Regions from separate parts of the Homo sapiens genome. Here region 1 is linked to region 2. Evidence: read pairs that join two places in POLR2A ChIA-PET (ENCODE). Cell type or tissue: IMR-90. All regions are shown on one strand.

Region 1 (8,000 bases), 260 kb after region 2:
ATGATAGACTGTGTGTGTGTGTGTGTGTGTGTGTGTGTGTTTGTGTGGTGGGGGTATGTGTGTGAAGGCCCCAGAAGGTGGCCCTGGGACAAAGCGCTCCTACCACTTGTCCCCAGCATAGGACAGCCACACAATTCAGAGCACAGGAGAGCCCACACCTGGAGGCTGGGCTGCCCTTGCGGGTGGGGTTAGCAATAGCTAACATGAAAACTTCCAGATAGCAAACCTCCCCTGGCCACCTGACTACATATTTCAAACATTACCTGAAGCAATGAAATTCAAGAGCATTCATAGTCTTTTTTAAACTTCTGACTACGACCCACATTGAGGTTAGTTACATGGCTGCCAAGGGGGTGGGGACACAGGATAGGTAACAAGAGTTCAGACTCAGCCTGATGGCACAGGGTGCGCTTTGCCCTGTCCCAGTCCACTGTGTTTGTGGTGGTGACCCACTAAATTGATTTTGTGACCCACTTGTGGGTTCTACTGCAGCTTGGACCCGCAGTCTCCGTGCACATGGAAAATCATTCCCTCCACGGAAGTGGGTGGACCTCCCCGCAGCAGGCCCCGGCCTCAGTGAGGATCACCAAGTGCCACCAGGCCCCCACAACCCCGCTCAGGAGGAGGAAGCAGGCTTCCCTGACCATCTTTAAAGAAAAGGGGGCACCATGATGGGCCCACTCAGGTCCAGGCTGGCAACCACAGGTCCACCCGTCCAAGACGCAAGGCGAGGCTGGGCCATTCCCTGCAAGTGCGTGTTGGTCCCTTAGGGCTTGCCCAGGGGCGCCCCCGCGCTCTGGCATCTCTGTACCAGGAGGATGAGCCTGGCGAGGTCTGAGAGCTCCGGGAACGCGGCCATCACGCGGTCCACCTGGTCACGCGGGAAGACGCTGTAGAGCGCGATGCGAGCCCGGGCGCGCGCGTCCCCCTCGTCGTCCTCGGTCGCGTACACTGAAAGTCCCCCAGTGGCGCCGTCGCCCCAGGCCGGCTCCGCCCAGACGGAGCGCCCAGGGAAGCGGTCGGAGCGGGGTGGACGGGCCCACGGGTCGTCGGGTGGCCTGCGCGGGGAAAGCAAGTCGCCGTGCAGGTCCCTAGGGCGGTGTTCGCCCCGCGGCTGGAGCTGCAGGCCGGGCGGAGGCGGGAGGTCGCCCGGGGAGAACTGGCTCTCCGGGCTAGGGAGGCTGAGCGGGCCTGGCACCCGGCCGCCCGCGGACACCCAGTCGGGCCCGCCCAGTCGGGGCGTGAGGCTGCAGGCGGGGACCGGGAGAGGCGGCCCCAGGGGCCCCAGGTCGTCGCTGAAGGCCAGCCGAGAGAAGCTCCCTCGCAGGGCGGCCAGGTCCGGGGACCCCCGCGCCGGCGGGAGGCTGTGCGCAAATGGTTCCCGGGGGGCCGCCCGGGCTCCTGCGGAGCCGCCCGGGGCTCTCGGTGGCCGCTGCTCCTCGGCGCCCGCGCCAGGCCGGGCCCCTGTCTTGGCGCGGAGCTCGTCGGCCACCGCCAGTTGCGCGTGGTGCGGCCTCTCCGGGTGGTAGAACTTGCACTTGATGCCATAGGTGCATTTCTTGCCTGAAAGGGGCGGGGGCAGAGAGGGCGCGACGTGAGGCCCGGGGGCGCGGAGGGGCGGTGGTTCCTGGTGCATCCGGGGAGTGCCGGCCCGCGGCCTCTCCGTGGAGATTCCTCCAAGCAGGCCCCCAGGCCGCCGCGGACTCCTCAGACTCAGCGCCCTGGAAACGCCTCAAGATCTGGGCGCGGGGCCGAGGTGGGGAGAAGTGCCCGGGAGGCGCGGGCGGCCTGGGTGAGGGGGCGCTGAGCACACTCATCCCAGGGTATGCAGAGGAGTGTCGTTCCCAGGTCCCTTTGACCAGGGACTAAGACCAAATCTCTGGATTCAAAGACTTTCAGCCTCCAATTGCCCAGGGACCCTGTGGATAGGGCCAGGCTTAGGGAGCGGGCGGTAGGGAGTGGGTGCTCGGGGCAGAGGACTGCGCCTGCAGTGCCGCCTCAGTTCCCACCGTTCTCCGTGTTCGCTGTGCTAACGCTTGCCCTCACCCTGCACGCTGTTCTAACAGAGTCGTGAACAAATGGTCAAGTGTTACTATCCAAACCCAAGGCTTCTGAGAGTGAAAGGGGGAAGGAGGAGTCAGCCTGAATGTATGTATGGTCACCTAATTCTAACAAGAAATGATTGACTGTCACCCAAGTCTTTACTGAACTTGGAAACATCAAATAACTTGACGAAGCAAGTCAGTGAAAGAGCTGGCTAGAAGGCTGGCATCCCCCAGGGTGCTGGGATAAAATTCTTAACTCTTCATGGATAGCAGTGACCAAAGTCCATAGGGTGGAGGGGTGGAGAGCAGGGTAGGGTGAGGACAGAAGCTGCCAGGGGCCAGGTGAAGGGACTGAGACCCGCAGCTGGGTTTGTGTCCAGGCTCCCGGCTTCTCAGACACAGCTTTGCTGTGTGCATGACCCCTGCATCCGACCCTGGCATGGGATCCTGGCTCCCATGAAATCACCGGCCAGGATGTCAGTTCTACAATAACCCTGTCAGGAAAGTTAACTCTCCAGGTAGCACAGCTGGAGGGCAGAACTTGGGCAAGAGCCCAGGCCGCTGAGCACCAGGCCAGCGCTTTTTGACTGTGCTCCTGTACTGCCCCCACACAAGGCCCTGAACAGGGCCTGCGAAGCACTGGGCCCTACCCACCATAAGGACAATGCTGCCAGGATGGCTCTGGGGGCTTCGGCTTCCTGCTCAGGAAGTTGCTCAGGGAGGGTCCATGGCGGCCCAGGGGGTCATCAGGCGGCATGAACCTGGAAAATAAGCACAGGGGCAACTGCAAGACCACCTGGGATTTGCCACCAGCACCTGTACAAAGGGAGCAGGCCCAAGTTCCCCAAGAACACCAGGAAGCATTCGGCCCCGGGCCCACCATCACCCAGCAGGATGTCACAGCATCTTAAAGCAAAACCTTCCCTTCACACTGAACCCCATGCAGAGCACACAGCACAGCTCTGGCCCTCTTTGGGTGTTTCTCCTGTTGTGGTTCAAGCCAGCAGTGTCAGAATCACCTAGCAACTTAAAAATGCAGTCATCTGAGTGCAGTGGTTCACATGGGTAATCCCAACACTTTGGGAAGCTGAGGCAGAAAGATCCCTTGAGCTCAGGAGTTCAAGACCAGCCTGGACAACATAGTGAAACCTTGTCTCTACAGAAAGCAAAAAAAAAAAAAAAAAAGAAAATTAGCCAGATGTGGTGGTGAATGCCTTTAGTCCCAGCTACTCGGGAGGCTGAGATGGGAGGATGGCTGAGCCTGGGAGATGGAGGCTGCAGTGAGTCATGATTGTGCCACTGCACTCCAGCCCCGGTAACAGAGTGAGATCCTGGCTAAAAAAAAAAAAAATGACAGCCTCCGAGCTTCGCGCAAGACCTGCTTCATCAGAATCTGAAGTTGTTCAGGAATCTGCACAACTGGGAGATTGAGGTGGGCAGATTGCCTGAGCTCAGGAGTTCACAACCAACCTGGGCAACACGGTGAAACCTCATCTCTACTAAAAAATACACAAAAATTAGCTGGGCATGGTGGCGGGCACCTGTAGTCCCAGCTACTGGGGAGGCTGAGGCAGGAGAATTGCTTGAACCCGGGAGGCGAAGGTTGCAGTGAGCCGAGATCATGCTACTGCACTCCATCCTGGATGACAGAGTGAGACTCCTTCTCCAAAAAAAAAGAACTTCCCAGGTGATTTTTATCCAGGAAAATGAAAGTATAATTGCTCTAAGGGCTCCTCTGGCTTCCCACTGTCCTCAACAAAAGGTTAGAAACCTCTATGAGGTTAACAGCTCCAGAAAAGCCAGGAGTGGTGTCATACCCCTGTAGTTCCAGCTACTAGAAAAGCTGAGGAAGGAGGATCCCTGGAGTCCAGGAGTCCAGCCTGGGCAACAGAGCTAGACTCTATCATCTCTAAATAAACAAACAAACAAAAAACAGTTCCAGAAGGTTTCAGAGTTGTATGAGCTCCTTGAGGCTTAGGTCCCATTTCTCCTGTGTTTCACCCCGTGCCAAACACAGCTCTGGGCTGTGAACCTCCAGGCGAAGAGATTCAATAGGAACAGGGAGTTTGAATCAGTGAGGAAGTGGATCCCAGGTGCTGCCTGCACATACAGCCACCTCGCAGACTTAACCTCCTCCTCTGCGCACCCTGGGGGCACAGGGTCTGGTCTTAGTTTCCTTGGCTGCCCTGCCCCTGATCTGCCCTTCTCTCCTCCCTGGCATGGAGCCCTAATGAGGAAGGGAATGCATGCTCAGAGTTCAACAGGGAAAACCCAATTCCTCAGAAGGAAAACGCCCCTCGCTGAGTGAGGTCCACTTTTTACATAAATACTTTTGTTCCCAAGGCCACTTCCAGGTCATACAAAGGTTCTGTAGAGAGGTTGGGATTGTAAATCAAGGAGAAGATGTTTTATGGGTTGCTGTCCCCCTAAGAATCCAGAGTCATGCTGAAGTCCCACTCTGCAGAGAGCTGGGTGATCCCCGGCCCTGTGTGGCCTCCATAGCTCAGCTCCCAGCTGCACAGCCGGCTTCTCAGAATTGGGCCTTGACCAAGAATCTGGGGAACCGCCCACTGTGGTTATTAAACGTTCCCAAAGACTTCCTCTCCTGCTCTCTCAGGAGCAGGAGCTGTGCCAAGAGGGCCCTGTGGACGTGCCCGGGGCACCAGGGCAGGCGCCCTCGCTCACAAGCGGGCGGCAGGTCCTGCCTCCTGGCAGGCCCTTAACGGAGGCCAGTGCGTCAAAAGGACTTGGCTCCCGCCCCAGGCTGTCATCAGGCCAGAGATGGCCATGTCCCTGAGAGCTCAGTGAGGATTTCTGGAGCCCATAGTTACCAGACTAGCCAGATTCCTCCAGGCTACAGACGGACAGTGAGAGCCGCTGGCCTTTTGTAGCTGGAAATGACAATGGGGGCTCCTGCAGGGCGCTGCTGCCATGCCTCTGGCCCTCCACCTCCACGGCTGCAGGGGCAGTTGGCCTTGGGGACCACAGTACCCCCTGCTGCACCATGTCCTGGGAATAGCTGCTACCACTTCTGGGGCACAATTCTCTCTAGTCCTCACAATGATCTCAGAGGTGACATTATTAATCCCTTTTCAAGGTGAAGAACATTCAGCTCAGAGAGGTTGAGTGGTTCCCCCTTGACTCCCAGCCAGTAAGTGGCAGGGCCTCAGATGGAAACCTCACCTGCCCTCTCCAAAGCCCCAGCCCTTTCTCAAACACCACACTGTGTCCCTGGGTCCAGAGTCAGCAGCTGCTCAGCCGTGTGCAAGCAGCCTAAGCCCAGACCTCTTTCCCCATCGACCCTTCCCCAGCCATAGCCATTCACTCGGTCATTCCTTTACAACTAGTTACTGCACCCCTGTGGGCCAGGCGTGCTGGAGACACCGCACGTAAGACAGATACAGTCCCGGCCCTCACAGAGCTGAGGAGTTTGTCTAAAACCACGTTCCAAAAAGTCAGTCAGAGAGCCCAGAATGAGGGCCAAGCTAACACTGCCTGGAACAGAAATGGAAATGGGAGCAACAGCCCAGCTGGCTGTGCTCTGTCACACGCTGCTCGGGTCTCCAGACCCTCATCCACCTTGCCAGTGTCTGCCCTCACCATTAGCTGAGTGGTTTGTGCCTGTGGCCCTGTGTCCCTCTCTGCCTCCAGCCATAGCCGGTTGGTCTGGGATGAACTGACCCAAGAGGCCTATTTCAGGGCTACATGAACCAGCCAGGTTCTCTTGAACATTTCAACCCAGAGTCAGGGCCAGGCAGGGGGAGATATTTACAGCCCAGAAGAAAAGATTCTGGGCTGGGCTCAGTGGCTGACACCTAAAATCTCAACACTTTGGGAGGCTGAGGCAGGAGGATCGCTTGAGCCCAGGTGTTCAAGGCTGCAGTGAGCTGTGATCATGCCACTGCACTCCAACCTGGGCAATAGAGCAAGACCCTGTCAAAGAAAAAAAAAAATCTGTTGCCTACTCCCATATGTAATTCAAAATTTTGATTTAAAAAAAAAAAAAAGACAGCCAGGCACGGTGGCTCAAGCCTGTAATCCCAGCACTTTGGGAAGCCGAGGTGGACAGATCACAAGGTCAGGAGATCGAGACCATCTGGCTAACATGGTGAAACTCCATCTCTACTAAAAATACAAAAAATTAGCCAGGCATGGTGGTGCGTGCCTATAATCTCAGCTACTCGGGAGGCTGAGGCAGGAGAATTGCTTGAACCTGGGAGGCAGAGTTTGCAGTGAGCCAAGATTGAGCCACTGCACTCCAGCCTGGGTGACAGAGCAAGACTCCATCTCAAAAAATAAAATAAAATAAAATAAAATAAAATAAGACAAAAACCTGAAATAAGTGAAAAGCAATACAACAAAGTACAGATCTTTTCCATGATGACTATTTCAATATTCTGAAGTATGCAATTCTGTTTTTTTAAGTTAGTGGTGCCCTAAACACATGCTTGCATGCTTGGCCCACCTCTTGGGCTTCTCTGTGGTGTGTCAGATGTGGCCCTGGGAACAGCAAGGTCAGAGCAAAGCAGCCCACCTATTGGGGACGTGCCCGCCGAGAATGCGGACCTGGGGGAGCTCTGTCTGAGGGGCTGGGTGACCGGGTGACCCCAAGCTCCTCCACCTGGTAGCAGGCGTGGCCACTGCCTCGACCCCGGCCCCCCGCCCCGCCGCCCCCCAGGGTGTCAGGACCCCAGCCGGACCTACCGGTCGTTGACGAAGGAGAACATGAGCAGCCTCTGCTCGATGAACCACTTCCACTCGGGGTTCTCGCTCTGCAGGTCCCGGTAGTTGTCGTTGGAGACGATGACGCCGTCCTGCTCGTAGGCCACCTTCACGATGTAGCGGTCGTCGTAGCAGACCAGGCGCTTGCCGTGCACCTTGCGGGACGGCGTGTACACCAGCACCGCCTGCCGCTCCAGCTCCGCCAGCACGTGCTGCTCTGAGGGCGGGGCGACGGAGACGCGGGTGAGGGCCCAAGGGCACCGCCCCTGAGAACCACCCCCAACGCGAGGCCACCCGCTTCCCGGGCCGGTCAGATGAGGTTTTGAGGGGAGCGGGGAAAAAACACCAGTTTTTGCCGCCATAGCGTTCGCTCCTTTCACTCAATTTCACTGAATTTGCCTGAAGCCCCAGGTCAAGCAGGCAGGCGCGTGGCTTCCGTCCTGCCCACATCATGACAGGAGTCCAGAAAGCGATACTCTACAAGGGAGAGTCACTTCAGAAGGAAGGGTTCAGCCACAGCCCTTGTCCTTTTGAGGGTTCCATGCCACAATGCCCCTATCGCAGCAGGCACAGGGGCCTCCTGGAGAAAGACATTCCTGTATTAACCCGGACCTTGATGATGCCTTCAGCATGACGGGGAGCCTGGCATTCACCTGGAAAGCCCTGCATGGGCCCCTAGCTGGGAGCCAGAGGTCCATCTTCTCCCACCATCCAGGAACCTGCCTGGGACACCTTTGGGATGGAGCACCCCATCACTGACAGATACAGGGACTCAAGAACATCATAGAAAGCATCCAGGACTAGGAATCCAGCCTGGAGTCTGGGCCGGGCTCCAGTTCCTGGGTACTTCACCCCGGTTGAATGTCCATCCAGTTTTATATTTATAAAATGAAGATAGCAACGCCTCCTCTTCCTGTCTCAGAGTGTCTGTGAGTGGACTGAGCTCAAGTGAGTGCGAGTTCTTGCAAAAACTAGTCAAGAGGTAAACATGCACCAGATGGTACAAACATTACAAGGCCTTTCTTATCAGAGGCTAAAATCTGCATCCCAGGAGGGTCAGCTGTTTGATCTGGATTTTGCCTTTGGAGACATGCAGGAAAAAAAAAATCCGTTTGACACATAATAATTACTCAGGTCCCTCAAGTTTAAGTCCTTTCCCATATGACACTGTTGGCTGATTTTTAAAACGTGCATAATGCAGCTATGGTACAAAGAACAAAAATAAAGACGCCA
Region 2 (8,000 bases):
CTTCCGATGGCTGCTAAATTTGCTCCCTGTTAAAGGGAACTGCCTGGCCCAAGTTTACATCCCCTCCTCCATGGTAACCCACCTCCAGTGAGGGGTTAATGTGGGGGTACAAAGGCCTTGCCTCCTTACCCTAATTCAGGACAACTCAGAAGGACCATCTCAGCTCTGGAGCTCCCTGTGGGAGCAGCTGAGGTCCCTGTTGCAAATTTGCTGCGGTTCATTTCTCCCTCTCCCAATCCTGCTTCCCTCTCCCTCCCTCACCCCTCATTCTTTTCTTTTTTTTTTTTTTTTTTTTTTTTTGACAATGTCTATCTTCTCCCAGGCTGGAGAGCAGTGGTGCAATCTCAGCTTACTGCAACCACTGCCTCCTAGGCTCAAGCAATCCTCCCACCTCAGCCTTCTGAGTGGATGGGACTACAGGCGCATGCCACCATGCCTGGCTAATTTTATGTTTTTTGTAGAGACAGGGTTTCCCCATGTTGCCCAGGCTAGTCTCACACTCCTGAGCTCAGGTGATCCACATGCCTCAGCCTCCCAAAGTGCTGAGATTACAGGCATAAGCACCGCACCCAGCCACTCATGGCTGTTTTCTTGAGGGAACACTCCCATAAAGCTTCTGCACACAGACCTCCAACTTCAAGTCTGTTTCCCAGGGAACTTGACCTAAGGCAACGAGTAAATAAGAGGGGAATTACCTGTGTCTGGTGGGATCGTTCTATGCCCAGGTAAAAAATAAATATCCAATGTCACTAGCTCTTTTATTTCCAATTGATCAGTTATAAAATGTAATGGAAAGGCCAGGTGTGGTGGCTCATGCCTGTAATCCCAGCACATTGGGAGGCTGAGGCAGATGAATCACGAGATCAGGAGTTCGAGACCAGCCTGGCCAACATGGTGAAACCCCGTCTCTACTAAAAACACAAAAAATTAGCTGGGCGTAGTGGCGGGCTCCTGTTATCCCAGCTACTTGGGAGGCTGAGACAGGAGAATCGCTTGAACCCGGGAGGCAGAGGTCGCAGTGAGCTGAGACCATGCCTTTGTGCTCCAGCCTGGGCGACAGAGTGAGACTCCATCTCAAAAAAATAAAATAATAATAATAATAATAATGAGGAAAAAAAGCCAATCACAAAAACAAAAAAAAATAGGGAATATACCTAGGAATAACCTTAACAAAAGACAAGTGTGCAACATATATTGATAAAACTCTACTAAAAGTCATTTTAAAAGATAAGAAAGAAACAGAGAAAAGTACATTTTTTTCTTATATAAGAAAATTCAATCCTGATAAAGTGAGAGTGATTTTCCCTAAATGAGTCTATAAGTTTGATGTAGTCTAAATTGGAATTTGATTAAAAATAATACAAAGTTCATGCAGAAGAATGAACATAAAAAATAGGGAAATTAAAAAAAATGGAATGAAAGATGGACAGTGAGTTAGCCTTGTGCCACCAAATTTTGTAATATAAAGCTGTGGTCATTTCTTGCAGGACTCTTTCTTCTTCCTAGGCTCTCTGCCCTGAGACTCAGACCCTCCGATGTGTTCACCTCCCCCCTTTCCTGCTATGTAGCAAATACCTGTTCATTTTGTCTCTCTCATACTGCTATAATCTCTTAATGGGACAATCTGTGCTTTTCAAGGTATGTCTTCAGTACCCAGCCTGCACAAACAATGCTTGTGCAAAGTGTTGAATGAAAGAATGATCATCAAGTGAATAAATAACCAACTCAAAGCCAAGCACAAAAATGGCTACCGTGGAGCTTAGTTCATTCCTTCCTTTGCGAGATCCTGGAGCCACTGTCATTATAATCTAAGCTGATACCAATACCATCAAATAGTAAATACTTATTTCCTGCAGATATGCCCCGTTTGCTCTGTGTGCAAAATTACACTTAAAATAATACAGGTGGCCGGGTGCTCATACCTGTAATCCCAGCACTTTGGGAGGCAAGGCAGGCCGATCACCTGAGGTCGGGAGTTGAAGACCAGGCTGGCCAATATGGTGAAATCCCATTTCAACTAAAAATACAAAAAATTAGCCAGGCGTGGTGGCGGGCACCTGAAATCCCAGCTACTCAGGAGGCTGAGGCAGGAGAATCACTTGAACCCAGGAGGTGGAGGTTGCAGCAAGCCAAGATCATGCCACTGCACTCCAGCCTGGGTGACAAGATCAAAACTCCATCTCAAAAGAAATGATAAAAATTAAAATTAAAATAAAATAATACATGCACTTGTAAACATGTCCACATATACATGATAACACTGCACATCAGATTACATTCTTAAGTCTGCCCAGCAATGAAGACCTTTAAAGACCAGTGTCTCAGCTGCCTTTACAAGGAAGATGTTTTCAATACTGTTGTTGAGAAATGAAAGTCAGTGTCATGAGCTCTGTTTTTCCCTTGGGAAAGTCAAGGAAGGGCACTGCATTTACACCAGGATGTGTTGACAATGTCTAACTACATCGAATCTTATCTACACCAGCAGTAAATCCCCTCACCCATCGAGCTGGTAAGAGGGCCCGTTTCCTTCATCACTGCTGCCAGCCAAGGTTTCAGTCCTTCCGCTCCCCAAGAGATTTCATTTCAGAACTGAGATGATAAAGTACTCAAATGGTGCAATCCAAGTCCCAAGGAATTTTAACAACAATAACCCCCTTTGCAAAGCAGGGGAGAGAATGCCCTGTCCTGCTGTAAACTTCCTGGCGATTCTCATAGTCATTTGACCACCTGTGCCTGTACCCATTACCAGAAAGCAGGATTCACCCAGTTCATGAAAACTTAAAGCTGGACTTAAAGCTATAAAACCCCCAAGCACATTTCATTTTGAGTTGTTAATACAGTCCCAGTCTACCACCTGATTACCGAGTAGGTTTTCAGTTTCAGCTTTTATCAGTGTAAAGCTCAGAGCTACAGAACGCCAACTGAGCAAATGATTTAATGAAAGCAGAATGAAGGCACAGGCTTGGCTACTACTAAAAGACACAGTGGAAGTTTGTTTTTTTGAGGAAGATATGTAAATCTGATGAACGAAAACTGTAGTTGAGTGCACCCCTGGAAATATAATGAAAACTGCCCCTCAGTTAGAAGCATCCATACACATTTTGGGTCTCTCAATACGTAGCTTTCAAATCCTTGCAATTTCAGGGCCTGTGTACTCCAACTCTAGATATGCCATTGATTTGATCTGAATGCCATAATGAGAATTCAGTCTGTGGTCTTAAAACTTGGAGCTGGACTCTCTAAAGTCTGGACCTTTTAAAGAAAACAAGCTTTTTGGTGTTTATGTGTTTTCTTTGTTGCTTTGGCCTCAAGCTCCTCATAAAAGGGCTTGAAGAAAGTTTATAAAACATGCACAAATAATATGCATAATGTGCAGAAAAGGCCTTGAAAACATGCATACTGAAGAATGTCCATAAAATTTAGAGAAGCTTGTACCTTCTTAAATCTTCTTAACAATGCTACAAGGTAGGTACTGTTATCACCATAACCATCCCCAAGATTCAAAAAGAAAATACTTGAGGAAAAGGCTGGCTGAGTTACCCCAAAGAAGGGAAAGGTAAAACTGCCCCAGTTTCCCTGGGGATGAAGACAAAACATCTCCTAGAAATCTCTTTGAGTCTGGTCTGCCTGGAAATAGCTGTTTCTGGGAAAAGCAATCAGGCTGAATCAAGAGTAACATACTAATTCCAAATCCTCACAATTACATGTTGAGAGCCTGCCTAGATATTCTGGGTGCCACCTTGCAATTGGCCAGTTGTGTTGCTGACAGCTCGGTCCATATCAGGGAAAAGACACACTCTCAGTTGGCGCCTCTTACAGTCACATTAATCCTACTGAAGTGTGGTTCTGGAACACAGCCAGTCTACCCCACTGAGGCAAGGCTTGATGGAGCACAGGCTAGCATGGCTGCACCTGACCAGCTCAGGGGATGAAGGACGGAAGAAGCAGGACAGTTGAAATGTCTGTATGGTGAGTATTCAGGCATCACTATTAACTAAAAAGACACATGGAGCCAGTAGCCCGTGGGATAGCTGTGGAAACACAGACAGGCACCTGGCTCAGAAGAGCTGACAGGGATCCCAAATCGGCTCATTTTAAGTGTAAGTCATGCGGGCTTCAAGACAAAGATGCTAATCCATGAACACGAACAACCTTGGCTCACATAGAGTCATCAACCAAAAGACAGTTTTTATGCTTCCAGAGTGGTGATAGCAGCAAATATTCATAGCTCACCTAACTCTCCCAGCCTCAAATAAGACATAAGAAAAGTTCTAACATAGTCCTTATCTGGAAGGAAGCGTGTCCAGCTAGCAAGGTAAAAGTAACCCTAACCAAACCAGGAGAAGATGTACCACAGCAGATTATGTCTAAACTCTATTGCCCAAATAGTAATGGCCATAACCATTTTGAGGATGCAGAAATTCTTAAGGGTGAGCTGGACCCTCCAGAGTAAGCGATTTAAATTGAGACACAGGCAAGCATCTCATGTAGAAGGAACAACAAAAGCTGAGGCATGTAAAAAGAAAAGAGACTATTGGACATTGAAAATATTGAGAAAGTCAAACCATTCAGTGAAGACAAGGGCCCCCAAACAAGAGATTTACACTTGATAATCAAACCAGAAATTTTCAAACAACTCAAAAATTTCTCCAAGTAGACATTGCAAAGAGTAATGAGAGCACCTGTAGAACATTGTCCTCCCCATCTGGCAGCCCCTACTCAAATATGTCTTAACCAGCGTATTCAGGTTTTGTCTGTTTTATGTGATTCCACGTGAGATTTTGTTTTAGAATAAGTTGCTTTAAAATATTTTTAAACGTTATAGAGACCCTAACAAGGAGAACAAGCAGGATAAGCTACAAAATCATAGTTTTTTAAAAGACAAACATTTGCAGATCAATAAAAGTTGACTTAATTCATGTCCAGCAAGCCAGCACAACAAGAAATGTTAAAAAGTTTTTCAGGTCCAATGGAATTGATACCAGATGGAAGCATAGATCTGCTAGAAACAATAAAGGGTACCAGAAAGACATTTTAAAAAATCAAATACCTAGGAATAAATCTAAAACAATAGCTAGAAGTCCTCTACACTGAAAACTAAAGAATATTTGCTAAGAAAAATTAAACAAGCTGTACATAAATGAAGACTTATACCATGTTCATGGATTGGTAGACTAAATATAATTAAGAAGTCCATTTAGAGTCTCCCTCTTTTGGTCAAGATAGGGAAACATAATTTTCCTTCCCACCTGAAACAACTAAAAAACTAGACAAAATATATAAAACAACAGTTTTCAAGAAAATGGATATCAGGCAATGAAGAAAAATAATTCCTAAGAAAAAAGGAAAAAAATAAGTGAGTAAGGTGAGTCCTATGATTGCTCCAGCATATAACCTTGTATTTCCAGACCATGACAGAGGGAGTGGTAATCTAGGTAGAGCCCAGCAGATTCCTTAAGTTAAGGAGATGAAGTTGATATTCTGGGGAGATCAAGGCAGCTAGAGTTCACAGGGCAGAATACGGGAAAGGAGAGAGCAGCACAGAAAGAAAACTCCAAAAATCTGAGGTGATCCCTTTTGAGTATATATACCAATTTTTTTTTTTCGGTCTACTATTTGTCTTTTGAATGACAAAAGACAAACAATTTTTTAACAATGTATATAATCAAATATGTCTCTCCTTTCCTTTATGACTTCTGGGTTTGCTGTCTTGCTTAAAAAGTCTACTTCATTTCAAGACATTTTATTTTATGAACTTGGCTCATCATTTTAAGGGCATATTCTTTTGGGGGGCCTACAGTACTAGACATAACAACCTTAAAGACAGCAAGAGCAGGAAAGGAATATTTTCAAAAAACCATGCCTGCAGGTGGGGAACAGTTTAGTTATACAGTGGTTAAGAGCTGTAGAGTCAGATGGTCCTGGAGAAGAGTTCCACTTCCTGAGTGAGAATCCTGGGTGAATAACTCTGCGGCCTTTAGGCAAGTTACTTAACCTCCTCTGTCAAAAGGGAGATATTAGTAGCTACTTCATATGCTTATGATAACTAACAACAATGCATGTAAAGCATTTAGCATAGGGCTTAGCACACAGTGAGTGTTCAGTAAGTAATGACTTTTATTACTACTATTACTAGCATAGAAAAACTAGGAGAGGCCGGGCGTGGTGGCATATGCCTGTAATCCCAGCACTTTGGGAGGCCAAAGCAGGGCAGATCACCTGAGGCCAGGAGTTTGAGACCAGCCTGGCCAACATGGTGAAACCCTATCTCAACTAACAACACAAAAAATCAGCCGGGCATGGCGGCACACAGCTGTGATCCCAGCTACTTGAGAGGCTGAGGCAGGAAAATCACTTGAAACCAGGAGGCAGAGATTGCAGTGAGCAGAGATCACAACATTGCACTCCAGCCTGGGCAACGAGAGTGAAGTTCCATTTCAAAAAACATGAAAAGAAAAACTAGGAGAGAATTTTAGGAAGATAGGCTGGGGTTAGACAGTTTGAACTTCGATCTGTCAAGGTTGGAAAACAATGGAAGGTTTACTAGCCAAGGAGTAATATGAGATAGGAAGTATTTAATAAAAATCCATCTCTCTTTAAGGATCTATGGTATCCTTAAAAGGCCATATTTATATTGACTTATGTATCTTTTTATCTGAAAATCCTATCTCAGAAAAAAAAGCACTTCTTAAACACCGTTACACTTTAAAACTTCTTGTGATTTGATCAGATAATGATTATTTCATCAATCTACATCTTATCTTAGGTGAAGATTCTTGTTCCATAATCAAAAACATATTAAATCTTAAAACTCTATAATTTGATTTTTCTATGTTCTTATTTGTAGGGCAGTAGAAATTATTAATCAGCTAAGAACAACTGAGTGGTCATCTCATTGGCTTTCACTACATACCTACAGGCAGATAGAATGTCACCTTCCAGCAGAATGTGTCTGCCCTCTGCATCTGTTATGGACTGAATATTGTGTCCCCGCAAAATTCATTTGTTCAAGCCCTAACTCCCAGTGTGACTATATTTGGAAATCGAGCCTTTAAGAAAAATATTTAAGCTTAAATGAGGTCATAAGGGTGGGGCCCTAATTCGATAGGATTAGTGTCCTTATAAATAGAGACACCACACAGCTCTCTCTCTCTCTCTTTTTTCCCTTTTGCTCTCTCTCAGAGCATGCATGGAGGAAACACCATGTCAGCACACAGCTATGTGGTGGCCACCTATAAGCCAAGAGAAGAGGCCTCAGAATGAAACCAAATTTACTGGCACCTTAATCTTGGACTTTCAGCCCCCAGAACTATGAGAAAATAAATGTCTATTGTTTCAGCCACCCAGTCTGGGTATTTTGTGAAGGTAGCCTCAGCACACTGAGACAGCATCTGATCAAGTACTGACATCCAGAGTCAAACTCTCATTCTATGTTAGATACTAGGATATTTTAATCCAAATTAAAGTTATTTTAAAAGATAAGATTTCTGTTTCTCCATTCTTTCCAAACCAAGGTTGCCCTTGTCTCCAAGGAAGGGATCTCTGGAGCCCACAAGCTGAGGCAGGGTGGAGGAGCACCCTTTCTTCCCATTCGGCAGGGTGCTAGGTCCCTCCTGAGAGAAGCATGGGAGAATGTAGATCTAGAAGCCACGTGGCTGAGTAAATCAAATACTCATGAGAGTTATAAAGCACAAAGAAATATCAATTTCAATTTTTATCCATATCATGAACTCGCAGTTACAGTGTCTTCCTAAAGAAATGACATGGCTTAACTCATAAGCTCCTCTTCCCACCTGCCATTCTCCTTGTTTGGGGTTACTGTTGAGAGACTGAATGTATCATCAGACAACAGCCAGACTGTATATAAAAACAGGTCTCTAACCCACAACCTGCTCAGGAAATCAAACCCCTTATCTCCAATAAACAACCCAGGAAGCCAGCCTGCTGTAAGTCTGACTTGGGAAGCCAGATTGCTATCTCTTTAAACAATCCAAAAAGGT

What was found. ChIA-PET counts read pairs that join two places held together with the same protein. Peaks named below come from ENCODE experiments on the same cell type or tissue, not always from the same donor. Only the 100,000 strongest peaks of a DNase experiment are listed, where the experiment ranks them.
Region 1: POLR2A ChIA-PET joins it to region 2 with 15 read pairs; 4 of 35 experiments call an interaction of 5 or more read pairs at or near these places.

What each region holds. Positions count from the first base shown.
Region 1 is chr6:149,449,917-149,457,916 of GRCh38, forward strand. It overlaps ZC3H12D (zinc finger CCCH-type containing 12D), which reads right to left. Exons shown (of 6, transcript NM_207360.3): 4 at 6,750-6,984; 5 at 2,700-2,806; 6 at 1-1,563. The coding sequence ends at 767. Among named protein-coding and RNA genes, the nearest start is that of ZC3H12D, 31 kb to the right of the region's middle. RefSeq lists enhancers at 1,251-1,802, 1,803-2,354. In IMR-90, no CTCF peak of the experiment used is centred here; DNase peaks (open chromatin) are centred at 4,705 and 7,725; H3K27me3 peaks cover 1,673 bases.
Region 2 is chr6:149,192,499-149,200,498 of GRCh38, forward strand. No RefSeq gene overlaps it. Among named protein-coding and RNA genes, the nearest start is that of TAB2-AS1, 61 kb to the right of the region's middle. In IMR-90, no CTCF peak of the experiment used is centred here; no DNase peak of the experiment used is centred here; H3K27me3 peaks cover 1,302 bases.